Linked DNA regions of Mus musculus: region 1 is linked to region 2. Evidence: chromatin contacts called from ENCODE Hi-C or POLR2A ChIA-PET data. All regions are on one chromosome and are shown on one strand. The core of a region is the stretch at or near the end of the contact, and the rest is flanking DNA. Distances in the headings are between cores, read along the strand shown.

Region 1 (2,848 bases), core at 284-2,783, 220 kb after region 2:
GGTCAAGACCATCCCCCTGGTTTCTCTCCTCCCCTCCCCCCTTCCCAGGCTCTCACCAGATCTGGTGTCGCAGGAGCATCTCCAGCATGGCTTCACGCTTCCCTGGGAGAGGACAGAAGAGAAATCTAGTCAGGAACTAGCGTCAGAAATGAGTTGAGCAAAGAAGGGGAATCTTGGGGTTTGCCCTTATAGCCACCAAACAATCCACAATCCCACCAGGAAGTCCGGTCTCCCTTTTCTGTCTCCTGGGCTCTTTCTGGTCCCCCATCTCTCATGCTTCACACCTCGAAGTGGCTGACAGATGTGTCTTGGGAGCTGGTATGAGTCTCTCTGGGTGGTGCTAGAAGACATGGGTGACTGGGGCTGCGTGGTCAGCAGACCCTGGTGTCCGTGTCGGAAGAAGTAACTCTCAGAGCCATCTTGCAATGGAGGGATTTGATCCAGCTGGTTGGTGGCTCTCTGTGGACCCCACGTTAAGTAACTATGAGTTGCCTCCTCATACTGACCCTCATCATAAACTGTTGGCTTCCCCAGGTATCTGGGGTAGGCCCTTAGGAAGAGAGGGCAGACCTCTTCATACCTCTTCCTCCCAGTTGTAGAGGAGGCACTGGCCACGTGGCCGTGCTTTACAGAGAGTTTCCTCAGATTCAGCCTCTGGAGGTTCACATGGCTCACATGGCTCACATGGCCCGAGTGCTCCAGGTTCTGGAGGTTTATATGGCCCTCTCACTCCAGGTTCTGAGACTTGCAGAGGTTCCCAGGAGCGTTGTGGCTTCCAGTGTAAGTGCTGACACCATGCATTATAATCAGGGGCCAGGTCAACTGGGATGCATCTGTACCCTTGAGGAATGCAGGTGCTGAACTTAGGACCCTGTCCAGGGTCAGCAGGACCAGGTCCAGAGGCAAGAGCAGGTCCCGAGGCAGAAGAATCAGGTCCAGAGGCAGAATCAGGTCCAGAGACAAGACTAGGTACAGAGGCAGGAGCAGGCCCAGAGGTGGGCCCGGAGCCCTGGCTAGGCTCAGAGCTCTGGCCAAGACCACAAGTGCCAGAGCCAGAGCCATGCACAGAGCTATGACAAGGATAAGAAGAGGTAGGATCAGCCCTGGAGCTGAGGTCTGCCATATTACAGGGATCCTGAGGAATACAAGAAACATAGAAGGGCTGAAAGCCAAACCCATGGCCTCTATGATGGGCTGGAGGGCAGGGTGCCCCGTAAAGACTGTCAGAAGAGGGCTCTGTCAGCACAGAGTACTGCGCCGGAGCCTCGGCAGGGGCAGTAGACCTAGGACTACTACTCGAAGAAGGAACAGGTTCTGAAGGGGTATCTAGTCTTTCGGAGCTGGGCTGTACATCACAAGATCTGGAAGACACGAACACATCAAGGTTGTCAAAACTGCTGCAAAGTTAGTCCGTTGACCTCCCTTGTTCTCCATGGCTCTTACCGCGACAAAGACCCCTCTGTAGACTCGGTGGTCTCCATTTTCGGACTCCACCTCCCGGGTTGCCATAGAGACGGCAAACAACTCCAGGAGACTGCGCACAACCGGAGCTGGGCGGACCCGAGGGTGGCGGGTAGCAGAGATAAACAAACGCTCTCCAGGGGCGGAAGTCTTAGACTTGGTGCTCTCCAATAGCCCCGGCTCCAATCGGCCTCACTTGGGCTTTTAAGGTTCCACTAATCTGAACTCTTGCCTTCATGCCCAACTTGATTGATTAGTTCTAAGGTGACTATGGGGAAGCATTGGAGAAAAGCCCAGGAGGGCATCAGTATGAACTCCTGTTTGGTTCATCCCCTAAGTTAAAAGAGCAGTTTTTTGTTTGTTTGTTTTTTAAAGTTTAAGGATAAAAATATATGAAATAGGGTCTGAGAATGCAGCTCATTGGTATAAGTACCCAAGGTCCTGGATTCGATCCTTATCACAAAGAGAGAGAGATGCAGATTACAGCAAAATGCAAAGGAATATGGTACAATAGACATGTCTCTGTCTAGTCATCCAGACAACTTTCTACTATTTTTTTTTCTAGTAGTTTGTCCTAGAGTGGACCATTAGACACTAGCAGATCTGCACCACATACTCCTTTAACCACTGACTGGGTCTTAGGATCAATTTTCTTTCACTTATTTTGGTATAAATTTGTTACATATTTAAGACAGGGATACAAAATTGAGGGAGAATAAGTTTATTAACACCACAAGGTTCCTTTTCCCATTCTCCGTCCAAGCATCCAGGCCTGTGGTCCTTGGCCAGCTGGCAGGTTTAGCCAGGTGGCCACTGCAGCTGTCGGCCTCCAAGTACGTGAATGTGCAGGTGATACACAGACTGTGCGCCCATCTTGCCATCATTAACCACTGAAACAGAGCTTGAGGTTAGGGGATCAGGGTCACGGGGGAGGTCAAAACAAGAAAAGACCACATCAAGTAATAGGGATTCATGGACAAAAGCCACTCACCAAGTCGATACCCATCTTTCAGACCCTGGGCCTGTGCTATCTTCTTGGCCACAAGGAGTAAGTGTCCTAGAAGCTAAAGGGAGAGGGCAGAGGCAGAGGTGGCTCTCCCCATAGGAGCCAAACCTCTAGTTTAATCCAGGGCTCCTCCCAGACAAGCCCCCACCCAACCCCCCACCCCCACCCCCGGACCCTGTTCTCCTCACCTGCTGGTCGTCCTCTTCAGCCTGGCTAATTCGAGGAATGGGCTTCCTAGGAATGACCAGAAAGTGCACAGGAGCCTGAGGAGCTACGTCACGGAACACAAGGCACTGGGAGCAATGACAGGTGAGAGACTGGTGTTACTTCATCAGGCGCCATTGCACCCATGACATTCACAAGAGGATTGGGCCCCACCTG
Region 2 (3,239 bases), core at 167-2,666:
TGGGGGAGATGCTGAGTCAAGACGTCCTGCGGTCTCCCCTCGCCTTTGGTTGCTACCCACTTCCTCTCACCTGACATGAAGAACTTGTGGGGATCTGTATCATCCATGGAGTAGGGGGAAGCCTGATGAGAGAAGTCAATGAAAGAAAAAGAATTAAGTTCAGGCACCCCGCAGACAGCTGGCAGCCATGCCCCACGGTGCCCCCAGGCAAAGCACGAGCGCCCACCCCCACCCCACCTGCCTGCCCCATCTCACATGTGCCAACTCCTGCTTCAGCGGTGGCTCCTCTGCCTCCCGCAGCTGGTCTTCTTCCACTTCTCTCTCTCCCTTGGCTCCGTCTGGCAGTTGATGGCTCTCTTGCTCCCCGTGCCTTCGTGTAAATTCACTCATAGCTTCAGCCCAAACCTGGTTGCAGTTCTTGGCAAAAATGAACTGTGCCCGTGGTATAAAACCTGACGGAGAAGATGTGTTAGTTCACGGCACGTTCTCTTCGAAGGGGACACCCATTCAGACCTCTATACAGACCTGTATACCCAGGGATTATGCTGGAGCTGAGCCTTTCATGCCCGCGCCTGGGAGGCAGCCTCCCCTTGGAGATCACAGGAGATCTTGGAGACTGGATGGGAGGCAGAAGTGTGCGGTGGGCAGGAGGCCAGGCTAGACCAGGAGGGCCTCGGAGTAGCTGACCAGTCACCTGCCCATAGGTCTGGCCCATGCTGAACCGAAGTAGCGGGCAGTGTCCGGTGTACCTGCAGCACAGGATCCATCCCATAGCTCTGAGTTGGACCCTACACCACCATCCTGACACAGGCAGGAAAGCCCCGCTTTGGTGTGCACTTGCAGCAAGTGCTTGTGTGTTTATTTTTACACGGGGTCTCACTCTCTAGCCTAGGCTGACCAAACACCTTTGATCCTTCTACATCCCCGCCCCATGCTTGGCTCACACGGGTCCAACCACTCCTGCCCCAGCTTGAGTCTGGAGGTCTTTATTTCTGTTCTTTGTCTCTTTTACCTACTGGGGACAGGACCTAGTGCCTTGTGTTCTAGGCAATCATTAAATCACTGAAGCGACTACATCCCCAGCCCTCTGCCTGGGTGTCCAGTCCTTCCTGCTTTTACCCTGTTTCCGTGGGGACCACAACACAAAGCTTTGTTAGACCTGGCTCTCACAGCCGCTAGATTCCCCTTTCCATACCATACCATTGACACACCCCAGTTCTCATCTTGACCCCAGTGTCTGTGAACTGGCTCCTAGATCCCAATCCCCATTCCCAGAAGCAAGCAGGGGAGTGCTCTGGGAGGAGTCTTACCCTGGAATATAATGCGGATTCTCGCCGCTGAGCCCTGGGATGGAAGTGTTGACCACAGCCATGGGAACTGGCGCAGTTCCTTTTATTTCCCTTCCAGGAGGGACTCTGGGCCCTGTGTACTGTGTCCAGGGCTATGGGGCAGGAGGGAGGGGGCGGGGCCGAGAGTTGGCGAATGAAGGCCCACCCCCCACTCCCTGGAGTGGGGATTGCTGGGGTAAAGCCAGCAGAGGTGGTGGAGAGGAGCTTCCTGGTCTTCCCGGAGTGGGTGCCGCTCTGTCACTTGGAAAAGGGCAGAGGCTGAGGGGAACAGCTGCGAAAGCCTCTGGGTGGAAGGCAAGAGGATGAGGCCAGCCTGGTCTACAGAGTGAGTTCCAGGACAGCCAGGGCTACACAGAGAAACCCTGTCTCGAGAAACAGAAAGAGAGAGAGAGAGAGAGAGAGAGAGAGAGAGAGAGAGAGAGAGAGAGAGAGAGAGAGAGAGAGAGAGAGAGAGAGAGAGAAAGAGAGAGAAAGAGAGGGAAAGAAAGAGGGAAAGGGAAAGAAAAAGAAACAGATAATTGCATTAATGCAAGGATTATTTACTGGATAGCTGCTATACTCCAAATCATCCACTCATTAATAACGTCTTGCTCGGCTCAACACCCTAAGGATGGCAGAACGTACTATGCGGAAGGAAGGTCCACAAGCCTCTGGCTAAGACTGAGCCGCTGGCCTCATGTGCAGCTGCGGATGATACTGTTTACCCTGACTGCCCTGGCGCCCAAATTAATGTACCAACGTCCTGGAGCTGGAAACAGAGGCCCCACACAGGCAGGGCAAGTCCTCTACCACCCAAGTGTATCCCCCAGGACATAAAGATATTAGCTCAGAAGAATGTGAAGCCAGAATTGTGGGGTGGGGGCAAGAACTGGGGCATGAGGCCCGGCAGGCTTTGACACCTATCTGAGGGCCTCATCCTCTTGGAGGAGGTAGGTACCTTAACTTTCTCTGGCCCCAACTTCTCCAAACTCCAGTGAGAAAGTTAAAATACCTGAGCTTACCAAGACTCTGAGGGTCAGCGGTCTCGAGAAGGTAGGTGAAAGGAGTGGTGACTAAGGCCTCACGAGGATGCCTCGGCTTCTGACACAGGGAATGTGGGTGAGTGGTAACCCTGTGAGGAGTCGGGGGTGTGCTCCCACTCAGAGGGTTCAGGGAAGGAGAGTCATGTAAGGATAAAGGATTAAGACCAGCAGGCAAGCCAACTTTACTTTTTTAAACAAAGCAAAGTTTTTAACAGTCTAGATTGTGAGCCTGGGCTTCTGGCACTCTTGTAGCTAGGAGGGGCCCTGTGGAATAGCCTTAGCTCCTCAGAAGGAGACACACAAGAGGAGAGGAGGTTGCTTTCTGGCTCGAAATGGCCCTCTATGTGATGATGGAACACTTGAGCAGACACCTTGAACCCTTGAGAACACTTCCCAGGGACAAACATCAGGGTGGACTAGATGGATGAGAGACTGAGCAGCTGAAGTGACCCACTTTTCTATTCCGTTATTGTTAAGGCCATTTTTACTTTGAGTCAAAGCGTTATTACTTAAAGTCTTTGAAGGCTAGACAGGCTCAAAAGCTAAATGTGGTAGCACACTCCTAACATTGGCACTTGGGAGGCTGAGGCAGGAGGACTGCCTGCCTGGCCTACATAGCCTGACCCTGTCTTAAAACCAACAGCTGGCTCAGCTTTGACCTTCACTTGATACTGAGCTTGCCCACAATCACTGCAGCTCAGTTCTCTCAACTGTAACACAGGAAAAGGAGGTTCCTGCCTCAGAGTAAAGCAGGCAGCACGGGACACACAGGTACCCAGTGTCTGCTTCGGGCTAAGTTGCTAACTTAACGGCGACCTGTAATATTTGATGGGAATGGGGAAGAGGCAAGGGCAGTCCCGGATGTGGG

Evidence for each region. Hi-C counts contacts between places; a loop is a spot of excess contacts on that map. ChIA-PET counts read pairs that join two places held with the same protein, here RNA polymerase II (POLR2A).
Region 1: a loop to region 2 is called in a map of regulatory T cell, with 2.1 times the contacts of the local background. The contact joins the promoter of Spag8 here to the promoter of Fam166b in region 2. A Hi-C loop is called at or near these places in 2 of 37 maps with a recorded cell type or tissue (Patski and regulatory T cell). POLR2A ChIA-PET finds 5 or more read pairs at or near these places in 1 of 5 experiments (embryonic stem cell).

The regions. Positions count from the first base shown.
Region 1 is chr4:43,652,061-43,654,908 of GRCm38, forward strand. Spag8 (sperm associated antigen 8) reads right to left here and starts at 1,534. Exons shown (of 7, transcript NM_001290462.2): 1 at 1,444-1,534; 2 at 581-1,361; 3 at 285-459; 4 at 57-102. The coding sequence starts at 1,481. Hint2 (histidine triad nucleotide binding protein 2) reads right to left here. Exons shown (of 5, transcript NM_026871.1): 2 at 2,846-2,848; 3 at 2,656-2,760; 4 at 2,453-2,525; 5 at 2,167-2,351. The coding sequence ends at 2,260.
Region 2 is chr4:43,427,718-43,430,956 of GRCm38, forward strand. It overlaps Fam166b (family with sequence similarity 166, member B), which reads right to left and starts at 1,417. Exons shown (of 6, transcript NM_001369077.1): 1 at 1,311-1,417; 2 at 526-749; 3 at 256-452; 4 at 71-122. The coding sequence starts at 1,372.